Regions from separate parts of the Mus musculus genome. Here regions 1 and 2 are each linked to region 3. A link is a loop called in an ENCODE intact Hi-C map of the cell type or tissue named here. Cell type or tissue: heart. All regions are shown on one strand.

Region 1 (8,000 bases), 350 kb before region 3:
TGCTTTGCTTTAAAGATGACATGGGGGCTTTGGACAAGGTGAGGAGATAAGACAGAAGGGAGACAGGGTCCTGCCTGTGTCACACAGAGTGACCAATGAGCATCGATATTCTTGGGCTGGCTGAGGACTGCTAACCAGGACGTAACAACATCCCTCCAAAACTTAAAGGCATGGGAGTGGGGGGCTGGGAGAAAATCCCCCCTCTTCATTTTCCAGGAACGATGAAGGTGCTTGACTGTCACATGGCCCAGGACACAGACGGGGGGGGGGGGGGCTCTCCAACAGGCTGAAGCATGGCAGACATGGCGCCAACTGGTTTTGCCTTTTCCCCCCTTTCCCTCTCCGTTGTTAAAAACTGTTAGATCACATTCCTAAAGGCAGCCCTCAAGATCCATTCCCTCATTTGACCACTGACTCATTCCTGAGGCAAATCACAGAGCTCCAACAATCAAAATTCATTATTTGGCTAACATGTCTTATCAGGGTTTACCAACTTACCCTGGCACAGACTCTCCCCTCTTCTCCTTACAAACTCACTCCCTCAAAAAAACTAAAAACAAAATGCAAAAAGCAAAACAAAACACCTGCCGCTGTTGCTGTCTGTCTTCTGTCTGTCTGCCTTTGCAGCCTCCTCTACTGCTTGCCCCTCTGGGGTACTGTATCTTCTTTGTGCTGAGAATGTGGTGTCTGGGTGTGTGCTGTGATGGCTAGGGGAGGGGCAGCTATCCCTTACACAGACCGCATAGTAGGATGGTGGACATGCCACCAATCTAGCAATAAGATCAGGCCCACGGAAACAGGATTCTAGGACTGCAGAGCCCATAGCAACAACCTCCAGTCACCCCTGGGTATGAAAGAGTGGCAGGCTACTTTTTCTACATTCTAAGAAACAAGGAGGGCATTTCTCATCTGGCTGCCATATCCATCTGGCTCCTAGATGCTCACAGACTCCTCTTTCTACCCTAACACTCAGAACAAAGGTCCCAGACCCAGGCCTGAAGACCATCTGGATTCACTATGCTCCTGATGCAGGCCAAGAGGAGGGCTTGGGGCTGAGCCTCAGGGTCACATCCTCTGGGTATCAGTTGTCTAGAGTTCACAGTTTCCAGGGTCTTCCCTGTTCATTAGCTCAGAGCCACCCATAGCAGCTATGTACCAAGTAGTACTTCAGAGACTCTCTCTCTCTCTCTCTCTCTCTCTCTCTCTCTATATATATATATATATATACACACATACACATATATATGCATGCAGCTGCCACCACTGCCAAATTAAGATGCAATGAACCACTAGCTACACTAGTGGAAAACCCAACAGAAAACTGGATTCCTGGCTGCAGAGAGGCTGTCCTATGGGCCTAGACGTGCAGTTCAGTCCCTTCGATTCCACTCAAGGCTCTGAAGTTACCTTCCACTCACCCATCCCCTTGACTGAAGTTTTTCTGCAGATCTCAGTGTTCTGGAGACAGAGGCTTGGGTATACATTTTGCCATGCACTCCCTAGATTTCCCTGAGTGGCTCATATGCCCATTTCACATCTCCCCTCCCCATCCCCAAAGCCTGAAAGCAAGAACCTCAACCTCTAGAGAGAATTACAAAGATTCATTTGGTGAATCGTGCTGGCAGTGGTAGCCAGACATGGAGTCCGCCCCACCCTGCCACTGCTCCAGGGGCAGCTCCATCAATCTCTAAGAGCCACTTCTGCCTCAGCTCTAGAGTGAGGAGGGAGTCTTCATCTTTGTGTCCTTCTGAAATAGTGCAGGCACGGGCTGGGCCCTCAGCTTCTCCCTCCTAGATCCTGGCAGCGTTGGGACCTCAGAAAGATCTGGGCAGAAATGCTTCCAGCTGACTCGGTGCGAAGGAGTCAGCTAGCCGCCATTCACTGTCCCGGAAGGCATCACCGCTGTGGAAAAGCCCTGGGGTTCTCATCTCACAGTCCCGTTCTCACGCAGGAGGAGGATGCTTCACCTTACCCTCGGCACAAGTATGTGTCTTCTATGTCTTCCTGATTCTGACTAATTTCTTAACTCTATCAGGGTTCTGGTTGCCAATAACAGAGGCTCACATTGAGGGAATGTTCTGGAAGGATATTGGAACACAAACTATTAATGTGAGGATGGGAAACAGGTGGGAAGTTGAGAGCAAGTGGTTTCTAGAAGCTGGGCATCAGAATCTGTCTGAGACATGGCACTTCTAACACCACAATTGCTGGACCATTGCCTCCACGGGCCACTGAAACAGAAGACTAACCTACCCCCACAGCTTCTCAGTGTACACACGCCAAAGTCAAAACCAGAATGTAACGATTGGCCAATCCTGGTCACCTGACTAGACTCTGGCTATTAGGATTGGCTGTTGGGACTGGATAGGCTGGGTCACATGGCAGCATCAGGCTGCCGGATGAGAAGGTGTCCGTTTGTTGGACTGGCAGTGGGTTCAAGGCTGTCACTCACAACCCTGCCCACGGGGCAAAGTCTGCTCTCTGTCCTTGAAGCTCCTCCCTCTAACCCCTGCCCAGTTTCTCTGCGGGCGGGCTGGGCTGGTGCCCTATTAGCAACTCACCCACGTTCTCCACTTAGGGCAGATAAATTGGAAACCTCCCCTGGGGAGGAAGGATGGCAAGGATGGGCTCTATTACAAAGCAATATGCTGAAGGGGAAGAGGGCCATTTGGACAGGAAGATGGAGCCGGGAAATTTGGCTTGTCTCCCTGCGTCGGGGGCAGGATTGATTTCATTCATAAATACTCTCGTTGATCTTGAGCTCCAAAGCAGGCTGTGAAGGCCGCTAATGAGTCCCCTTGACCTTCCCTGCACCCACCGTCACAGACACCCCTTCCAGACCTCGCCCTGGTCTTCCCTTCTTCCCAACTTCAGCTATTTAAGGGATGGAGTAACCTGAGAATAAAGGCCAAGCAAAGTCTTTGAACTTGGTGTGAACCTCAGTATCCCCGGGCCTGAGCCAACCCCTTAGCCTTCCCTTTCCTTCCATCTTCCTCAGTTCCCATCCCCTCTTTAATTAAGATGGTGTTTCATGAGCCCAAACCGAACTCAAGCACACTATGTATCAAAGATGACCTTTAACACTTGACCTTCCTGCCCTAGTCTTCTGAACACTGGGCGTGGCTGAACAGCCCAGCCAATCAGCTTTCCCACCGGAGTCTTCCTGTTTAGAGGTTCCTCTCAATAGCACCACCAACTGGGGGCCAGACCTTCCCCACCCGTTAGTGTAGCCTAATGACCATCGCGTGCCCCTAGCTTTGTGCCTTTTGTAGTACGTAGCCTTGAGCTCTGAACACCTTCCACACGTATGAACCTGCTCCTCCCAGTCCTGGCTGCAGCCCATCTCAGCCACCTTGTCCTCGCTGACAGATGAGGGTAATTGGTACCCATTCTCCAAGGACCCTCTCCACGTGGATCTGTAGACAAAGGATTTCAAATTGATTTAAAGCCGGTGTCAGGCTGGCTTAAAGAAAAATCTCCACAGAAATTAGTCAGTTTAACATTTGGGAGCTGCTTAAGCAAAAATCTCCACTGGGTGATCTTGGGGACAGCGCCCTCACCCTCCCTACGAAGGCAATGGGGAAGCTGAGGTGCTAGGAAGAATAGGGATACCTTCTCAGTTTAAAGGACTGGAGTAGGCATTGCCCAAGGATACCAGGGGACCATGGCCACTGCCCTTAGAGTCTGTCTCTGCCGGGGGGGGGCGGGGGGGGGCTGGGGGCTGAGATTGGCTTAACTGATGGCTAACTCACTTGTTGGCTCAAGTGTCATCCATCAGGCCAGACGAGTACCAGTGTGGGCTGGCCCTGATCATCTGCTGCCTGGATTGTCTCACCAGATGCCTATGTGATGGTCCAGGCTCCAGTCCAACCTCATCCAACCTACCCTGCCCAGGCACCGGGGCGATCTGCCCCCAGCACAAAGCCAAACAGGCTGCTCTCTCAAAGAAGGCAGTGTTGTGTTGCCTCCATGACCCACAGGCTACAGACTTTCACTCTCTGATGAGAGGAGGGAGGAGTTTTGCTCTGTGGAGCTGCTGGGGTCTCTGGTTCATCTCTCACACTCCATAACTCCAGGATAACGTACACAGAGGCTCGGAGTTTCTCACACTCTTCCCTCTGGCCGAAACACCCCACACCTCCTCCCTCCTCCCACACCTCCCACCCCCACCCCCACACTTCAGGTATACTATCAAGGCTGCTTCTCTCCTGAAACATTCATTGCAGGCCATCACCCCTTGCACAGGGCTCTCTCAGAAGGGAGGTCACTTCCCCTCCTATGCATCTGGTTCAAACACTCTTGGTGGCTTCCTTGTCAACTAAGGCAGATAGGAGCGAAGCCCAACTAAAATACACCTTCACATTCACACCTCCAGGGGCCTACATCCCCTGCCCCCCCCCCCCCCCCGCCCCAACAGTTCTTCTGTGAGCCCATCCATGGATTAATCCATCCTTGAGGTTAAATACCCTCCATAATTCACTTACCTCTCAATGGCGCCACCAACTGGTGGTGATGGGGACACTGCCCATCCAAGCTGTAATACCTAGGATTCCACTGGAGACTGTGGTAGGTAACCCCCTAAAGGTAGGCACAAGTTTCTGTGACTCGTGATTATGTGGCTCACACCTGGACTCTATGGGAAAAGATATATATATATTTTTTTTTTTTTTGATGTAACCAAGAACTGTGAGGTGAGCTTAATCGAGATCACTGGGATGCCGCCTAAGGAGCATAAAAAGAAAGAGGAGGGAGGCTGGATCTCTAACATGTCAGAGGAGCAGAGGCTCTGTGGCCCTGGGCAGAGAGGAGAGGTGCAGCCGCTGTAAACAGGTATAGGCAAGGATGAGTCCCCTCTGGAGCCTCCAAAGGGAGGGGGACCCTGGTCACACCTCAAGTTCAGTCTTCTGGCTTTCAGACCAGTGAAAGAATGACGAGCCCCGTTGTTTCAAGCCACCGAACTTCTGGAAATGTGTTAGAGCCACCACTGGCCACTCATACAGAGAGTCCCAAGAGAAGGATGGAGCTTGCGAGACTCTGGCCAAACTCCAGCAAGGAGAAATCTAGCTGCTTGAAACCCTTACCGTGGACGGGCATCTTTTCAAGGAACGGAAGAGGGGTCTGCCTATCCCCCAAGAGAGGCCTTTTCTTGGGGCAGGACGAGCTTTTCTTTTTCATCCCTAGGCTCGTTGAGGGACTGATGGAATGAGGATTTTCATCTCGAGGCTCAAACCACCAGGATTTCAAAGCTGCCTGCTTCTCAGGGTTAAAGTTCCTGGGCAGGAAGAAAAAAAAATCTCTGTGAAAAGTTTTCTGAGGCCAGGGAAGGTGGTGAGTTATTCCCTTTGAGAGATTTCTTTTACATGTTCACCTCTGAAGTAGCTAAATGAACGGAGCTGTCGGCGTGCTCGGCGCGCTGGCTGTAACGTGTCCGTGAGGTACCGGGGGAGCTTGTTAAAGGGTAGTTCCCGATGCATCCAGCCTAGGCCTGGCCCCGGCTGGGCCTGAGAGCCTGCATGTGTAACAAGCTCCAGGGAGACACCCAGGCTGCTGGCTCACAGGACACAGGACTGGCAGGTTGTGAGTCAGTGACAGGGCTATAGTCTGTTGACTCTGAAGGTCACTCACTCTGTATCCACCAACTCAGCTGTCATGTCCTCCTGCTAAGGAGAGGGAAACTGAGTGAGGGGAGGGAGGGGTGTCACCTAAGGTCTCAGAGTCTCAGAGTTGCATGGGGTTATTAGACTGAGCACCATCCTGGGCTTGTTGCTGCGGTGATGGTGACGGGGAAGATGGAGGCCTTTCCTTTAAGGGTAAGAGCCCTCTCTACCCTTCGGCCTGGCAGTTAAACTGCCCATCCGCCTCTACATTTTGAAACACACGTCAGCTGCCAGGCTGATCGATAGGCTCGCTCATCTGTGAGGTTTGAGGCTCTCTCCACAGATGTAATCAGGGCTCCAGAGACGTCCTGGCAGCGGGCACGTGGGGAGGGAGCGCGGCAATACGTTTAATCAAGGAGCAGATGGGGAGCTGATAGAGTGTGTAGAAAAATCAGGTTTCTGTGATAACATTCTCTTCCCCCACTCAGCCTCCGCACCCCCTGGCTTCTCCATCAGGACTCCCGGTGCCAACTCCAGCCCTGCCCTTTCCAAAGATGGTTCCCCCCCCCCGAACTCCAGTAGGGCCCCCTTTATAGAGATATGAAGCTTGGGAGTGAGGAGAGTGGATTGGGGAGGGATGGGTTGCTGCATTTGGAACCTAATTCCCCTCTCTAGGCAGGAGCCTGGAGAGGACCGGAAGCCAGGATCTAACAGACTGAACACTAAGCACTGGAAAAGGCATTGGAAGAGCTACCAGCCAGAGCCTCCTGCAGCTGGCAGAGAGGACGCTGGGCTGGTGGCCTGGGTACTCCATTCACAGGCTTGCCCCAACCCAGTGTCTTGCATTATGGTCCCAAGACAGGATCTATGGAATGGTTGTCACCGAGGGTGGCTTTGTCCCCAAAGAACATTTGGCAATGTCTGAAGACATGTTCTGATTGTCACGACGAGGGTGGGAGGGTTCTCTTGGCACCCCGTGGGTACAGGCTGGGGAGGCTCGAAACGTCTCCACAACACAGGACAGCCTCCACAGCACAAATAGTCTTCCCAAAATGTCAGCAGAGCCCAGCTGAGAAATCCTGCTCCTCGGAGAGCCATCACTGGCCACAGCTCTGGTTAAACCCACTGACCTGTCTCCAGGTGGGCGTGTCTGGCTCCTTTCCCCACCCGTGTCCATTTCCCAGGCTAGCTCATGGAATCTGCTCAGGGACACGTGAAGTGCATATATGTCCATGTATACATACACACACTCCAAGTCAAGTGCCATTAAATGGGCTTGGGCCTTTTATTAGTTCTGGGGAATCTGTATATAAGTAGAGGTTGGGGGTAGGTGGGGAGTCTTTTCATCTCCCCCCACCCCCCTATCCCTCTCCTTCTATGCCCAGCCCTTTCTGGTGCCTTAACTTTGAACCTGGCTTTGTTCTACAACAGATGTGTATAGAGAGACCATATCTGTTCCATGTCCCTCTGATTTGCAATTGGGCTCTGTCCCTCCTGGACCTGAGAGTCCAGCTACACAGAGGGCATGCTCTCTGCCTTGGGAGATCATCTTCCAGAACAAGGTGGCCTCCTAAGGCAGTTTCTTGGAGAACCGCACCCACCCCACCCCCCCCCCCCCCCGCCATCCCAGATCTGCTCCCTTAGTCGGGTTAAGGTCTCCGCATGGTGAGTTACTTGATAGAATCCATGTCTTCTCATCCCTGTGGGGTCAGTGCATCCAAGGCACTGAGCTCAATGTGTTTAACTAAGGTCTTCTCTGCCATCTCCTGACTATGTTTTTATCGACATTTGATAAGTGAGAAACTGAGTCTCAGCAAGGTTAACAGAACAACTGTGCTGGAGGTCACACAGCAGGTAAAACAAAAACAAAAACAAAAACAAAACAAGATTGGAGGACTTGACCCCATAGGTCACTGCAAAGACCAGTCTCTCAGGATTAGGCTCCTTGCTCTGTCTCCTTGGTAACTCCTTGAAAGTGATCCACACACCCACGGCATCAGTGTGACCTAGGACTTGTTAGACACAGAGATCCCAGCACTGCCCTGAATGTAGAACTGGATATGAGCTTTCCTATGGGAGATCTCAGGACTCACAGATGTGGGGATGAGATGGTTATGGGATTCCCTGCTGGAGGGCAGTGAGGCTGGGGGTGTGAGCAGGACCCCCAAAGCTGGCCATCCCCTGTGCCTAGTAACTGTATCCCAGCATTCTCTCTTTGGTTACTCAAGAATGCTGACCTGCAAGCTGGGGCGCATGGCTCAGTGGGTAGAGAGCTGGTGCAAGCTCAAGGGCCTGAGTTCAAATCCTCAGAATCCTACATAAAAGCCAGGTGCAGCGGCTCATGTCTGTAATCCCAGAGTGGAGGTGTAGAATAGACAGGGGTAGATTCTGGGATTCACCAGC
Region 2 (8,000 bases), 770 kb before region 3:
TTGGCCCATTACATGCTTGCATACCTAAACTGTTTAAAATTCAAGACTTGTTATCTTTATTTTGTGTGTCTGAGTGTGGGCTTGCATGATATGTATGTATACTGCGTGCGTGCATGAGTGTGTGTCTTGTGTTTGGCGAGGATAGAAGAGGGCACGGATTTCTCTAGGACTGGAGTTAGAGTCGTGAGTTGCCACATGGGTGCAGGGAATCAACTCGTGTCCTCTGGAAGAGCGGCAGCCACTGAGCCTCGTCTCCAGCCCCTCTGTAAAGTTCTGCTGTAACATGGACATGACCATTTGTGGATGTGCTGTCTACAGATACAGTTGAGCAGCGATGCCAAAGGTCACGTGGCTCTCAAAGCCCAAGCCATCTTCTCCTGGCCCTCTATAGAAACGGTTTGTTGACCTCTGCGTTATGAAACCAGGTTTCTACAGTGACTCAATGACACAAAACCAGAGCTGGTGAGATGGCTCGGCGGGTAAAAGGTGCTTGCTGGCCAGCAGATGACTCAAGGACCCACGTGCTGGAAAGAGAGGACTGATTCCTCCGGGGTTGTCCTCTGACTTCCACGTGTGTGCAAGCCCACACAATAAAACAAAGCAAAGCAAAACAAAACAAAACAAAAAAGTCCCTCCTAGCATTCAGCATTATCAGCATCATCAGCATCATCAGCATCACCATCCTCCTCATCATTATCATCATCATCACCACCACCACCACCATGAGCATAAAAACCAAGAGATGGTCCTCTCAACAATGATTCTGAAGCCACTGGACATCATTGCTCCAGGCATAGTTGTAGTTACAAATCTTTATTTCAAAGTTGGTTACAAACCTAAAGGCACAGTGCAGAATCCCCCAGCTGCCAGGAGGTAGTGGGAAATCTAGAAGGCCTGGCCTTCAGTGCTGACTCCAGATACCACACTGAAGGCCTGATCCCTGTTGGAGAGGCGTGGATAAGACAGACTTTGTCAAAATTAAAATTTTCTACTCTTCCACAGATACTTCCAAGAGAATAAAAAGAGAAGCCACGGGCCGGAAGAAGATGTTTGCATGACAAATATCTGATAAGGCGCTGTTATCCAAAATATACAGAGACTTCTTAAAACTCAACCCTAAGAAAACAAACAGCCTGATTAAAAACCGGGCTGAAGTCCTTGTCGGATACCTCCCCAATGTAGGCACATGCAGAGGGAAACAGAAATGAGATGTTTGCCTCCTAGGCCACAGAGAAATGCAGATTAGCGCAGCGGATAGGATGGAAGGACTCTATTCTAGAGCATATTCTGCTATTGCAGAAGGCTGGAGCTCGGGATCTAGCACCAAGCAAGACAGGAAGCTCACAATTGCCTGCAACTCTGGCTTCAAAGGATCTGACGCCCTCTGGTGGACTCCATGGGTACTGCACTTACAGGCGCATAACCCTTGCCCTAGCCTCAGATGCACATAATTAAAAACAAACAAACACACACACACACACACACACACACACACACACACACACACACACACACACACACACAAACAAACTACTTCAGAACAGCAACAAGAACTATACCACAACTAATAGAATGTCCAACATCACTCAGTGCCTGCCAGGGCAATATCCCCTCTTCCAAGATGTGTACCATGCCTCTGAAAGACACTTGGGTGTTTGCTTCCCTCCCCACCCCCCTTTTCTTGACAGGGTCTCAGTATGTAGCTCTGGATGGCCTGGAACTTGCTATGTAGTTCAGGCTGGCTCCAGACTCACAGAGATCTGTTTGCGTCTGCCTCCTGAGTGCTGGGATTAAAGGTGTGTGCTATCATTCCTGGCTTGAGTGGTTTCTTTCAAAAGTAAACAAAAATATATACGTAGCCAGACTTGGTGGCTCATGTCTGTAATGTTATCACTTGGGAAGCTGGGGCAGGAGAGTGGCTACAAGTTTCAACCCACCTTGGGCTACATAATAAGAGCCTATCTAAAAAAGCCAGGCGTGCGCGCGTGAGAGCACGCACACACATACACACACACCCCTCTACCCATATCACATTCTTGGCATTATTTTCAGGAACCCTTTTGGCTCCAGATAACATCAGCCAATCTTTAGCAAATCAGAGATGTGTACAGAATTTGATTACCAGGATACTTGTAATGAGATTTCTCATATTAGCAAAAATTTAGAAATAATAATGAAAAGAATGCAGTCACTGTGAACTGGTAAACTGTTTCCCTCAGACAGTGGACTCTAAGCAATCCAGTAATTGAGTTGATGCAAACATATTTATTGACATGGCACAGGGGGCACAGTAGGTCCGCAAGGGAAAAGGATTAGAGACTAGAGTGTGTCTGGCTTCTTTAATGGAACTCAAATATCATTACTGATGGTGTCAAATTAAGGGGAATGGTTAACTGTACATGGGTTTTTCTGCTAGTCTTTTTTTTCTTGATCTGAATTTTCCTCTTGCAATGTAATAAATTCATTACATGGTAAAAGTATAAAAAGTATTTATTAATATTAATAATGTCTCAAAGTGGATTGTTCGTGTCCTGTCTAGATTTGGATCCAGATACCAAATAGATTCTTTGAGAATGGCGGGCAGCCTGCAGCTGTCTGGGCCTCACCCCTGGGGCCTGGCTTTGTCTTGACAGCACATTGCTTGGGATTTGAGCGTCCAATACTTAAATGTGAGCCGTTGGCTTCTCCCTTTCTAGTCTGCTCAGGGGACCCCGTTGTACTTTGTAGTTAGAATATCCTGTTTCTGGGAGAATATCAGAACCACTGGGCGGCTTTAAAAATACTGAGCATTGTGTCCCCTACCCCTATGTAATCTTGAGGCTGCAGATGGCAGCAGGGGCTGCCACTGCCCAAGGAGTGCAGGCTGGGAGCAGAGACAAAGGGCTGGCCTTGGGCAAATCTGTGAGCTCCAGGTTCAGTGAGAGACTCTTGGTGATTGATAGAGAAGAGATACTTGATGTCTGCCTCTTGCCTGTGCGTGTGCACACACACACACACACACACACACACACACACACACGCACACACACACATGTACACACACATGCACACACCTGTACACACATATGCACATACACACATGCATGCACATATGCACATACATGTATACATATGTACATGCAGGCACACAAATGCACGCATACACACAAGCAATGGAAACAGCTGCTGACATAACATAGTGGCTATTTGGGAGTTTTTCAACTAGCAGAACATAGTTGAGAACTAGAGAAAGGACACTAGTATGTCATCGAGACTGTGACTCAGGGGATGGCTTCTCTCTGAGGGCACTTTCACAATTGCTCTATTAATTTTTTTTTTTTTCTTTTAGAGAAAAATCTGATAAAGCCAGGATCCTGAAGTCAGTCTGCCAACATTCTGACTACCTCTGTGTGATTTCAGGGCTCATGTTTGTCCCTGCTGGCATGTTACAACGCCCCAAAGGTCAATGTTGAACACTTCATGAAGCGTTTCTCAGCCTGGGCAGGCCTGGAGTCCTGCAATCCTGGTTCCTCAGAACTCTATTATACTGATTGGCAGACTGTCCTCTGTCTAGTGACCACCAGGTGGCGCCCCAGGACACCACTGTGAGGCTTAGGGAGGCCATGTCTGCTGGAGGCAGGAGTGCCCGCCCCTCGTGGCCTCTTGGCCTCTGTGGCAATTGTGGGACAGTGTTACTACTCATTAGCTAGACAGCAACATGCTGGAATCTTCTGAAGGAGCAGTTATGCTGACTCCCAGCCTCTGGAGCTCTCCGGAGAGCACAAAGGGACACAACACACCCCTCCGTCTTGCGGCTCCCAGATCTTCTTATGGTTTGGGAGTACCCTGGGCGTCCTTGTTTGAGGTTGGGTCTGTGGAGCTTTGGTCCACAGACGCCCAGGCGAGACACTTGCTTTAGACCCACACTGAGCTCTTGGTCCTGGCTTTCCCACAGGGGCAGGAGGTAACTTCTGTTTAAGCTTTTCCTTTACATGCCCTCTGACGGGGTCATCCCCTGTCCTGTCTTAGCCCCGTGATCACCTCTGTGTCTTCTTGCCCAGACAGCTCCACTATGAATATTAAAATAAGACCTGAAGACCTTACAATAGGAGCTTAAACTAATTCATTCACACGAGGTTAGTTAGGGGGTTTAAAAAGTGGGGAGCACGCGGCAGGGGTCTTCTACCTCTTTATCCTAAACACCCTTTTCCCTTCCCTCTTCGTCTCCCTCCTCTCTTGCTGCCCCTTTTCTTCCTGTCTAGTATATGTGCACAATATGTGTATGGTGAAGTGCATATCTGCGTGCTAAGCGTGTGAGGCCAGAGGAGGATGCCAGGCGTCCTGTCTGTAATTTCTTTCCGTACTCGTAGACAGTGTCTCTCATTGAACCTCAGAAGTCTGGGGCAAGCTCCATCCCTCCTGTCTCTGCCTCTCCACACAGCTAGGGTTAGAGGTATTTATGCAGCTGTGCCCTGCTTTGGAATATGGGGATTTGAACTCGGGTCCTCGTGGTTAACACATAGGTGTTCTTAGCTCTGAGTCATCCCCCCACCCCTGAGTCCTCCTCCTTGCTCTATTTCTCTGTCTACCATCTCCTGCCTCAGGACTCTGCATCAACACGGTTCACACAGCATGGTCCTTAGGCACCAAGCCTCTTCTCCATCTCGCCCTGTATCCAGCTCTGGACATAGCCCCCCAGGTGAGGCCTTACAGACGGCATCAACTCCCCGATGCTGCCATCCTGTCTTATAAGCGTCCCTTCCCACTTTGCATGGAGTACCTGACAGTCACTCTGGGATCGTGGGTCACTCCACACACCATGGAGGCCTGGGTGCCCTTGATGACACTCTGGTCCTGGGGTGGCTTAGTGATGCGTGTCCGGGCTGTAAGACAGGGATATGTTTAGTGAACAGGGAGGTTGGGCTGACACCATAGTTGGCGGGGGAGGGACACGCTGGAGCTGCACATCTGGATGCTGGGAGATGTTGAGCGATGACCTCATATGTTGACAGGTTTATGTCACAAAAAAGTCCCAGGAGAGTGGAAAGGACAAACTGTCCCAGGGACACTGTGATTCTCTGAAGCCACAAACACGGTGTGGACTCGGTGCCATAGAAAGAATGAAAATTGCAAACTGAGAGTGACCAGAGCCACCAGGCCAGCTTCCTGGTGACAGGCAACTACTCACTCGAGGCCCTAGGGCTCAGCCTGGAGAGGTATGTCCATAAACCTGCATGTCTGGGGTGCACACCTCAAGTGGAAAAGGCTTGAGAGATCTGCTGGCTTCTCTCCAGGCTGATAATGGTGGGTGGCATACTGAACAGACAAGCTCACCTCAATGGGCCTCACCACCATGCCACTAATGTCTTGGCTGCTTTCTCAGCAGCACAAGGGTAGGAGAGGGACCCTGATGGACACTGTCTAGCCCGCAGAGCCAAAAATATTTACTCTCTGGCCCTGTGTTGATTCTGCCCTAAAATACATAAGACAGCTTTTTTATAGTTCTCTGGACTCAGCTGAGCATGGCATGACCTCTCCATCCAGTGGCCTTGCTGGCAGGGCCACCTCCTCCTGGTTCCTGGCTTCTGAGTTAATTTGTCATCATCCCTGTGACAGGAAGAGCCTTGGTTGTGTCAGCAACACAGTATGGGAGTACAGATGCTGGCGACCCACCCCTACGGATGGTCACTCACCCCACACCACCAGGTCTGCTGACGCCTCGTCTACTCCCCGAGAGTTGGTGGCCAAACAAGTGTAGGTGCCGGCGTCCGAGATGTGGGTTGGGCTAATGAGCAGGCTGCCAGATTCCAGCAGTGTGAATCGAGGCAGCTGGACAGAGCCACTGGCCAAGATGCGCTCCCCTGAGGTGACATAGGGTTTTATGGGTTATCAGATGAAACCTTGATGCTGGCCCTAAATGCTCCAGCATTGGAAGGTCTCAGCCGCCCACCCATCTCTGGACATGTTAAATGAGTTAAGTGTTAAGTGACAGGCTGAGCTGGGACTTGGTGACAGGCTGGGGCTCACAGGCTCACAGGGCAGCAGTACCCTTTCTATCATCCTTTCTGCCATGCCTCCACCCACCGCCATGTCTGTCCTTCACCCGATGAGGCCACAATCTGTCTGCTGTGGCTGCTTGCAGCCAGCTAGCCATGGCCTGGGGGCAGATGCACTTGGGCTGGGGAGAGGAGGCAGGACACAAGCTGACAAGGTGATGAGGGGTACCTCAGCACAGGACAGGATGCTTCTGGAGAGAGTCACCTTCAGGGAAGCTGAGGAGGTGATGGATGGATATAGGGTGTGGCGGGGCAGTGCAGGGGAGGCGTGACACAGAGAGAGATATACACAGGTAGATCGGTAGACAGACAGGCAGATGGATAAAGATTCTACCAGGTTGGGACAGATAGACCTCTTACAGTGGGACATAGGGGGTCTTGGGTCTGGCCTGGGAGACACAGAGACAGAGACAGAGACAGAGAGAGCAGAGCAATGTGGATTGTGAAAGATGGGCGGCGGCACAGTGTCTAGCCTTTACAGCTGCACGTGGGGAGCTCAATCCTGCTCACTCCTGAACCTAGAGTGGAAGGCTTTCCTAGACTCTCACGTGACTACGCCCTCTGAAGGACCATCCCGCCTACCTTTTTGCCAAGTGATAGCAGGCCGTGGTGCCCCTGAGGTCTCACATGCTAGTACCACCGACATGCCGTCAATCACCGTGCTGTCAAGGGGGCCTCTGGTGATATTAGGGGCAATGCCTGTAGGGGGAGGCAGTGGGATCTATTAGCGATATCTAGGAAGACCCCCAGCTAGGGGCTAAGTTTTTTTGTTTTTTGTTTTTTTTTCAAGACAGGGTTTCTCTGTATAGCCCTGGCCGTCCTGGAACTCACTCTGTAGACCAGGCTGGCCTCGAACTCAGAAATCCGCCTGCCTTTGCCTCCCAAGTGCTAGGATTAAAGGCATGCGCCACCATGCCCGGCTTAGGGGCTAAGATCTTAGAGCCCACAGAAAAGACAGATTTCCCTCCACTCCACCATCTGGCCCTGGTGTTACAGGGCCTTCTGCAGGGAGGCTCATAAGAGGTCCCCAGGTACCCGTCAAGAGAGGTCTGCCCTCTGGAACCTCAGACATCCACTAAGGGGAAACTGAGGATGCAGAGGGAAGCTCACACCCTCAGTGACAAACTCAGTGGAACCTGAGCTCCATTGAACATGCACCAGTTTGTGCAAGAACGAGCAGCTGATAGCTGCCTTTGTGCTGGGTCTCCGGAACCCTGGGTGACTCCTCTGACCCGAGGTCAGCAGACACAGGACCCACGAAGAAGATCATGAGTGAGCAGGGTGGACAAGATGCTGTGCTGAGGGGGTGTGAGGAGCTGGTGCCACATGGGACAGCCTCCCCCCCAAAGCCCCCCCCCCCCCAGTGCAGGTCAGTCCACCCTACCAGCAGTGAGTGTGGAGGGGTGCTGTGACTCATGGGGAGGCTCACTCAGAGACAACACAGGGGAGGACACTTACTGGTGACAGCCAGGTAGGTGGAGGTCTGGGCCTCGCCAGCTGCATTGTGGGCAAAGCACTGGAGCATGCCGGTGTCGTCGGGCAGCAGGCCGCTGATCTGCAGGCCGCCATCGCTGCGCTGCTTGAAGCGGGTTAGCTTCCCCACCTCCACCAACGCAGCGTCCTTGTACCAGGTGATGGAGGGAGGCGGTACCCCTGCGGAAGGCCAGGGCCATGGTCAGCCATTTTGCCCCATCCCAGGCCAGAGTCTGCAGGAGGTCCTAGGCTGCCTTGTTTTCTAGGATGCTCTCATAGGCATTGTTTTTATAGAGTATGCTCTTTTAAAAGTCTCAAAAAATTTAGGATAGAATAGAGATTTTTCAGAAAGTGGAAATCTCCTAGACTCAATTTCCTGCATAGACTAGGCATGGCTGAACACACGCTTTGTAATACAGTATTTGGGAGATACTGGATTTAAAAAAAAAAAAGTCAAGGCTATAAGACTATCCTCAGTTATATCGAGAGTTC
Region 3 (8,000 bases):
AATTGGAGGTCGAGACTGACCTTGGACGTTTTAGACTCTTTAGACTAGGTAAACAAAGAAAATAAGTACTCTTCTATTACAGAGGAGAAGCGAGGTCATTGCTACGTGTGGGATCAACAAGTTCAGAATCATTTCCGATGAACCACTAGCCTGCCCATGTCCAGGACAGCCAGGGATGCAGGAGAAATCCTGTCTCAAACAAACAAACAAACAAAAAACCCCAGAGACTTGAGTTGAAATGCATATCACCACATAAAAGCCAGATGCACAGCACAAATGTGTAATCCCAGCAATCCTACAGGGAAGTAGGGCTGGAAATGAAAGAGAACCCGAAAGCTTGTGGACCAGCGAGCTTGGCATGCATAGCGTACAAACAGCATAGAAATCCCGTCATAAGCATGGCAGGGACCAGCACCCAGCATTGTCCTCTGATCTCCACAGGACATCATGCCATAGGCATGCCCACATTCACACCCATGAATGTGCACGCATGTGCACACACACACCATACATACACAGGAAAGAACCTCTGACTCCCCTCTTCCTGGTTTATGTATACATATTTATACTTCCATATGTTAACTAATTTCTGGCTCTTTTCCCTTTTCACTTTATACCAAGATTATTGGCACTGGCTCATTTTCCAGTTTGGTCTTGGAGTTACAGAGAATTCCTACAGGGCTGCAGATAAACTTGGGAGGTACCCAACGCCACAGAAACCTCAGTGCCATGGCTGTCACTCAAAGGTAAATGGAATGGCTGCTAGGAGACATGAAGTCTCTCTTACAGAGTGTCCCAGTGTCTTCGTTAGGGTTAGGATTGCGGTGATAAAACACCATGACCAAAGCAAAACTTGGAGAGAAAAGAGATTATTTGGCTTCCTGGCTTGCTCCCTGGGGCTTGCTCAGCTGCTTTCTTATAGAACCCAGGACCACCAGCCTAGGGGATGGCACCACCCACAGTGGGCTGGGACCTCCCACATCGATCACTTATTGAGAAAATGTCCTGCAGGCTTTTCTGTAGCCTGATCTTAAGGAGGCATTTTCTCAATTGAGGCTCCCTCCTTCCAATGACTTTAGCCTCTGTCAAGTTGACATAAAACTGCCCAACACTTCTAATTACCTTTAACTGTAAACACGGCCTAGAGTCACCTGAGAAGGGAGTCTCAACTGATGGATTTCCAGGATTATGTCTGTGGGGATTTGTCTTGATTATTAACTAATGCTGAAGTTAGTTAAAATTAATCAATTAGAATGGTGGGCAGCACCATTCTCTATGTAGGTGGTCCTGGGCTGTGTAAGAGAGCCAGCGAGTGCCGGGAATAATTGAAAAAAGCATTTAATCTCAGCACTGGGGAAGCAGAGGCAGGTGGATCTCTATGAGTTTGAGGCAAGCTGATCTATATAGTGAGTTCCAGGCCAGCCAAGGGCTACATAATGAAACCCTGTCTCATAGGTAGGTAGATAGATGGATGGGTGGATGGGTGGGTGGGTGGATGGATGCATGGATGCATGGAGAGATAGATAGATAGATAGATAGATAGATAGATAGATAGATAGATAGATGAAAGAAAGAAAGAAAGAAAGAAAGAAAGAAAGAAAGAAAGAAAGAAAGAAAGAAAGAAGTACTAAAGTAGAGAAAGACAGTTAAGCAGGAGCTTGGAAGTCAGCAAGCCAGCAAGCAGCTTTCCTCTGTGAGTCCTGCCTTCAGGATCCTGTCCTGAGTTCCCACCTTGGCTTCCCTCAGTGATGGATTGTGACCTGGAATTGGGAGCCAAATAAACCCTTTACTCCTAACGTGGCTTTTGGTCGTGTTCTGTTACAGCGATGAGTTAAAGTTAGAACATAGGTGAAGTCATGCATTTGTTCTTGCTTTCATTAGACAAGGTCCAAATGTGTGTGGGTGGATGCTGGGTCACCCTGGGGAGGTTAGAATGATGCCAGTCCCATCTCCCCTTCACCACAGGCTCCCTGTGGTAGGTCCGTTCAAGGTGAATAACTCGTCAGCATTAACCTAGCAAAGATGTGGGCTGGGGCTGGGGCAAAGGTGACGCTGGTGGCTTAATTAACGTGACCTCACTATTAGGTTTCAAGGAACAGTCAGGCTGAAGCATCCAAGGGTCCTGGGACTGGGGTGTCGAGAGTTGCCCAGAGCAGAAAGCAGTTCCATACCCATCCTTGGAGAGGACTTAGACTCTCTCCCAGGGAAATCACTTGAGAGTCTCCAGAGGGAAGAGCTATCCTCGTCACCGGCAGCAAGCACTCCAATGTCCTTGTGTTGACCTTCAGCACAGCTGCCCTTGCTCCCCATCAGGTCCCATCTCCCCCCTAGACATTTGCCCAGACTAGGCCTCTCTCCCTGCCTGAGAACTTCCCATTGGAACTACCGGCCCTCAGAAACCTCGTTAGGACACTAGTTAGAGTGATCAGCTAATTCACAGCGAAGTGTTAGCAAAGGAAAATGGTTTACCCATCCTCAGGGTATTTTATTTTAATGGAGTCTTTGGTTGACAAATATTTACTGAACAGTCTATTACATGCAAGAAACTATGTAAAATTCCTAGGGGGAGCCAGGGCCTGACCTAAATAAATCACAGTCTCTAATGACGGAACTTGAGACTCTGTGGGGAAGCAACCAGGGGAGGCAGCAGATAACCTCTCTTATCTCTGTGTAAAGCCTGAAGCTTGTGATCTCCGGCCACCGTACTGCAATAGGGGCCCGTAGCCGTCACCACCCTGAGTGGAGACATTTCTAGGACTGCCCTTGGGGGCTCAAGAGCCAATCCCTGCCTTACATTTGAAGATTCCTAACTCTTGCACTGAAGAGCCGGGAGGAAAGTAAGTGTTGGGGTGTGGGGTGGGGATTGGGCTCTGTTCCTCATCCTCTGATGAGTATACTGGGGGCCTCCATCATTCTTCTTACTCCAATGTCCCTCTTCTGCCTCCATCTCTACAACCTCCATTTGGTACATTTTCTGGGAGCCTCTGGAACACACAAAGCTCTACCAGGAGTGAAGCTTGGGGCACACGGAAGTGTTCCAGGGTGTCGATGTGGCCCATGCTGTGATGCTATGTGAGGTGGGTTCTCCCCAGCTTTTGGCTGTCTTTCTCCTCTCCCCTCCCTCCACATCTGACATTGTCTTTCCTTTCTCTCAGCCAGGAAGCAAAAAGGCTCCTAAAGCCTGATTGCCCAGCTCCACCCTCTCCTTGCTGACAATGTCACGTACACACACACACACACACACACACACACACACACAGTTGTCTGCAGTTGGACTGGATGGAGGTAATGTGGTTCTGAACTCCAGGGATCCTCAGACGACTCACTACATAAAATATACGGAAACTCTTAAATAGACAGTGGCATCCACACTCACCCCGCAGGCACTTACCACCAGTTAGAACTTCCCTTGCAAGAGGCCATCCCCAGCTCCGTCTGTTAAGAAACACTGACATCTAGTGGCTGAATGTGGGACCTGCAGCAACGACTTGCCTTCCAAGAATAGGGTCCGTGGCTGCAAGAGCTGACCCCTCCCATGCCTCAGGACTTTCTAAACAGCAAAGAAACCCCAGCCCCAGCCCCCACCTCATGCTTCTCTTTGATGTTTTCATCCCTCCCCCTTCTGAAAAGCCCCCAGGCTCCCCAAGTACTATGAGAGTCACGAACCCCTGTTAAAATGGTCACGTATGCCTGGTTCTTGCTAAATGTATCCCAGAAGCTTACCGTTGAAAAGAGAGATGTCATAAATGAAACAGGCCGTGGATAATCCACAAAGTGAGTCATTAGGTGCTGAGTTTAAGCCCATGTGCCAGAAGCCACGCAGCGCTTCCAGCTCAGCACCACCGAGGGGGCGGGGGGGGGGGGGGAAGCAGACAGTAAAGTGAGCAAGGCTGTTTTCCCCACCAGCTGCCAATCATCCATCTGACAGCCTTGCAGGCATGTGGACCACAGCTGCTTACTCAGCGCTCCAGGTGCCAGGCAAAGCACTGGGCAATCAACAGTGTACAGTGCGTGTGCGTGTGTGTGTGTGTGCGTGTGCGTGTGTGTGTGCGTGTGCGTGTGCGTGTGCGTGTGCGTGTGTGTGTGCGTGCGCGCGCGCACGCGCGTGTACGTGTGTGTGCGTGCTCGTGTGTATGTGTGTACGTGTGTGCCTGTGTATCTGTGTGCTGGGGAAGGCTGCACAAAAGGAAGGATGTGCACAGCGTGAGTCACTGGCAGACATAAGCAAGTGAACCATAAAATAATCTAAATTCATTTATTCAACAAATGCTTCCAAGCACCTGCTGTGTAAGCGTGAGGAGCTGCCTCCCTCGCTGCATTGGGCTTCCTTCCACCCTCCCGCCCAGCATCTCCGGAGCAAAGTCCACCTCTTGAGCCTCCTTGCCTCCAACTGACCTACATTACCTCAATATTGTCTTTTCTCTACACAGCCCTACAACCCTGGGACCCAGCACACAGGAGGGGCCTGGTGTGTGCTTATTGGAGACATTAATCTAGTACAGTACCTACCCAGAGTGGAAACTCTTCGAAGAATGTTCCCCATGGCTGGACACCCCAGCCCTCCTCATACACGCCCACTGATGGGCGCTCATCATTCCCTAGATGGTTAGCCAGACCTGGCCTCTGAGGCAAGAAACACAAGCACACGTTGGATTTCCCTTCATGGCTCTTCAGGTTCCCCGCCCCCTCCCATCCTTCTGCTCCTATCTGCCCACTGCAATGACCACAGATGACCTCTTCCTACACCCCAACTACCAGCTTGCTTTCTTGTTAATTTTGGTTTTGGTTTCGTTCGGTTTCAAGTCAAGGTCTCTCACCATATAGCCTTGGCTGTCCTGGAACTCACTATGTAAACTAGGCTGGCCTTGAACTCACAGAGATCTCCCTGCCTCTGTGCTGGAATTAAAGGCATGCACCACTACATCCAGCCCCAGTTTCTTTCTTGAGGCAGTAGGGGAGGTGGCCACAGACCCTACAGCGAGACCCTACAGCAAGATCCCTCAAGGCTCTCTGCTCACTGGAGTGATGTCGCCCCACCTCCCAGTCCCCTTTTGCTTCAACTCTCCTGGGAAATATCCAAAGCCCTAGGGTGAGTCTGCCTGGCCAGCTCAGACCCCATTCCCCTCAGAGCCACTCCTACAGCCTGGGACGACACATGTGATTGTTCAGAGAGGTTACACGTCTTACCCTGTGGCCAGGGGGACAGGAGAAAACCCACTACAATTACCAGCCCACCTGCCTCATGTGGACTGGGGGAGGGATAGTTTCCCAACGGAGAGAGGGTATGTGACCAGGAAGAGAGGAAAGATGTAGAAGGGAGCAGGTGACTGTGTCCCCCAAAATGCATGTTCACTCAGATCCTCAGATGAACTCCCATTTGAGAGGAGAGTTTGTGGGTGTTCTGTGGATATGGGGCAAGAGGAGCTCGTCTCGAGTCAGTGTGGCACTAGATCCAGCCACAGTCCTTATATCAGGGCAGCGGGAGGGAAGGTGGCCATGTTTTCCTGGAGGCAGAGAACTGAGCAACAAGCCAGGGCCACCAAAAGCTCAGAGAATCAAGGAAGGGTCCCCACCCCACCCACACCCCCCTCACTATCCCCCCACCCCCACCCCCCAGCCCCATCAGGAAGCTCAGACCTGCTGACAGCTGAATCTCAGACCTCAGGCCTCTAGGAGAGAGACAAAATCCACTTCTGATATTGCAGGCCAACTTAGCGGTGGTTATTTTCTGGCGGCGCTGGGAGGGGCACAAGCTGGTGGGGACTCCAGGTGGCTTCCCAGAGTGGCATTTGCAGCAAGCAAGCTTGCAGCCTTCAGCTCAGCCACTGGGGTTGCCTAGCGGGGAGATTTTTTAAACTCCTAGCCCATTCGGATAATGTCTAAATAAGCAGAGAAATCTTGCGAGCATGGTACCTCAGGCCTATAATTTCAGCATGGGTGAGGCGAAGGCAGGAAGACTAGAGGTAGTTCAAGGCCATCCTAGGCTACAGGGTGGATTGATTCCAGGGCAGCCTTGACAACAAGGACGCTCTCTGTCTCACAAATAAATAATAAATCCCTCAGTGGAATTGACCTATGACCATCTCGCTCCCCTTCACATTTGATAAATTAGGAAAACCTGGAGTGTGTTGTAGTCACTCGGGGGACCTAGAAACTGTCAAGGAGCCAGACCTCCTGGGCCATGGGGAAAGCACACAAGAGCAGGCTGGGTTTGGTTTTTTTTTTTTTTTTTTTTTTTGGTTTTTGGGTTTTTGTTGTTGTTGTTGTTGTTGTTTTTGTTTTTTGGGTTTTTTGGTTTTTGCCTAAGACTATGACAGGGTCAGGAAGACAGGGTCCCCTGGCTGGGTCTTCACTCTCCTTGTCTAATTTAATTGTCTGAAGTTTGAAAAAGCGCAGACACCAGCCAGTCTTTTCTCCTGCCTCCTGAACCCTTCACTCTCTGAGACATCGTCTCTTCTCTATTATGGTTTTCAGGACAGGGCCACACTGGCAATCGATCTGCCACCTCCCGCTGACTTGACTGTGTAGAAGAGGGAGCAGAAGACAAAGTTATGTGTATCGGGCCCGGAGTGCCTGCTGTAGACAGAGAACCGGGAGCCCAGCTGCTTGCTCCACTGGCCCCGCCGCGGCCCACCCTGGATCCCCTTTAATAGCAAATGTCCCGCAGCCCCTCTAGCGGCCGGCCGCAGGTCAGGGGTTCATGCGACTTTGATGTTCTGACTCTTGCCTACCACCTGGGGAAGCCCCACCCCCCACCTCCGTTCACAGAGCTGACAGAGTCCAGCTTGCTTTTCCTGGAAACTCTTTGAAGCCCCCTTCAAAGCCAGTAGCGTGGTGAGCGCTACCTTGTGGCAGCGCGGCCGGGACGCCCTGAGGCTTGTCTCCAATTACCCAGTTCCGCAGAGGGGCAGCCCTGTCCCTCATCCTCTATAGCCTGGGTGGTTGCGCAGCAGGGCTGGGGTCCAGACTTGAGCAGAGCTGCAAAGCCACTATTGTACACGGCACAGTGTGGGCTCAGTGTGGGCCCTTCTTCGGCAGCTGGCAGCTGAGCGCCCCTAGACAACCCCAGAGCTGTTACCCAGCTTCAAGCCAGACAGAGGTGGAATGGCAAGGAACTTTCTCCAAATAACTGGAGCTTCAGTAGGAAAGGGTGTGGTGCTGGAGCTGTTATCCAGAACATTCTCCAGGCTTGAGGCTAAGAGTGCCTGGGCTCTCTGCACCTCCCTGGTATTTATTTAGCAACAGGTAACTGAGCCACCTGCTGCCCTAGGCCAGGGAGAAAAGAGGGAAGGCAGGTTTTGGTTTGGTTGACTTGGGGGTTGACTATATATATATATATATATATATATATATATATATATACATATACATATACATATACACACACACACACACACACACACACACACACACACATACATGAGTGTTTTGCCTTCATCTGTACATCATGTGCAGGCCTGTGTCCTTGAAGGCCAAAAAAGGACCTTTGATCCTCTGGAACTACTGGAGTTACAGACAATTCTCTTAACCACTAAGCCATTTCTGCAGGTCCTAGGCACGGTTTACACACACACACACACACACACACACACACACACACACACACACTACACACATACACACACCACGCACGAGCACACACACACACACCTAGCAGTCTTTCTGCACTTGGGTTTCAGGCTTGAGCCTCTCCCTGAGTTGTCTTGATTCAGAGTCCGTTTCCACCTCCTGGCCCACCCTCTTTCCCTGCCTCAATCTGCCAGATTCTTAAGAACAAACAAATCTCCTTCCCCATTAGCAAGACCATCAAGACAGCTGGGGGCAGCGGAGCCCCAAGCTCCTCCTGCTGCCTGCACACCCTGCTGCCTGCATACCCTGCCGATTCTACTTCCATGCCAAATACCTCAGCCCGGGCCTCAAAGGCTGGGAGGCTTCTGGGTCAGCTGAGGAGACCCCAGCAGGAGCAAGGGGCCCCAGAAGTGGGCCATGCCCACCTGCCC

Evidence for each region. A loop is a pair of places that touch in the nucleus more often than their neighbours do. Peaks named below come from ENCODE experiments on the same cell type or tissue, not always from the same donor. Only the 100,000 strongest peaks of a DNase experiment are listed, where the experiment ranks them.
Region 1: a loop joins it to region 3, with 4 times the contacts of the local background. A loop is called at or near these places in 3 of 42 quality-filtered maps.
Region 2: it touches region 3 in a loop (13-fold over the local background); 24 of 42 quality-filtered maps call a loop at or near these places.

What each region holds. Positions count from the first base shown.
Region 1 is chr11:114,278,899-114,286,898 of GRCm38, forward strand. No RefSeq gene overlaps it. Among named protein-coding and RNA genes, the nearest start is that of Gm31318, 21 kb to the right of the region's middle. In heart, a CTCF peak has its summit at 4,515 (motif pointing left); no DNase peak of the experiment used is centred here; H3K27me3 peaks cover 1,291 bases.
Region 2 is chr11:113,862,233-113,870,232 of GRCm38, forward strand. It overlaps Sdk2 (sidekick cell adhesion molecule 2), which reads right to left. Exons shown (of 45, transcript NM_172800.3): 9 at 7,494-7,688; 10 at 6,618-6,734; 11 at 5,673-5,840; 12 at 4,760-4,862. Among named protein-coding and RNA genes, the nearest start is that of Gm51930, 62 kb to the left of the region's middle. In heart, CTCF peaks have their summits at 1,372 (motif pointing left) and 3,562 (motif pointing right); a DNase peak (open chromatin) is centred at 3,619; H3K27ac peaks cover 354 bases.
Region 3 is chr11:114,633,069-114,641,068 of GRCm38, forward strand. No RefSeq gene overlaps it. Among named protein-coding and RNA genes, the nearest start is that of Gm31781, 11 kb to the left of the region's middle. In heart, a CTCF peak has its summit at 3,472 (motif pointing left); a DNase peak (open chromatin) is centred at 3,493; H3K4me3 peaks cover 1,700 bases; H3K27ac peaks cover 921 bases; H3K27me3 peaks cover 3,976 bases.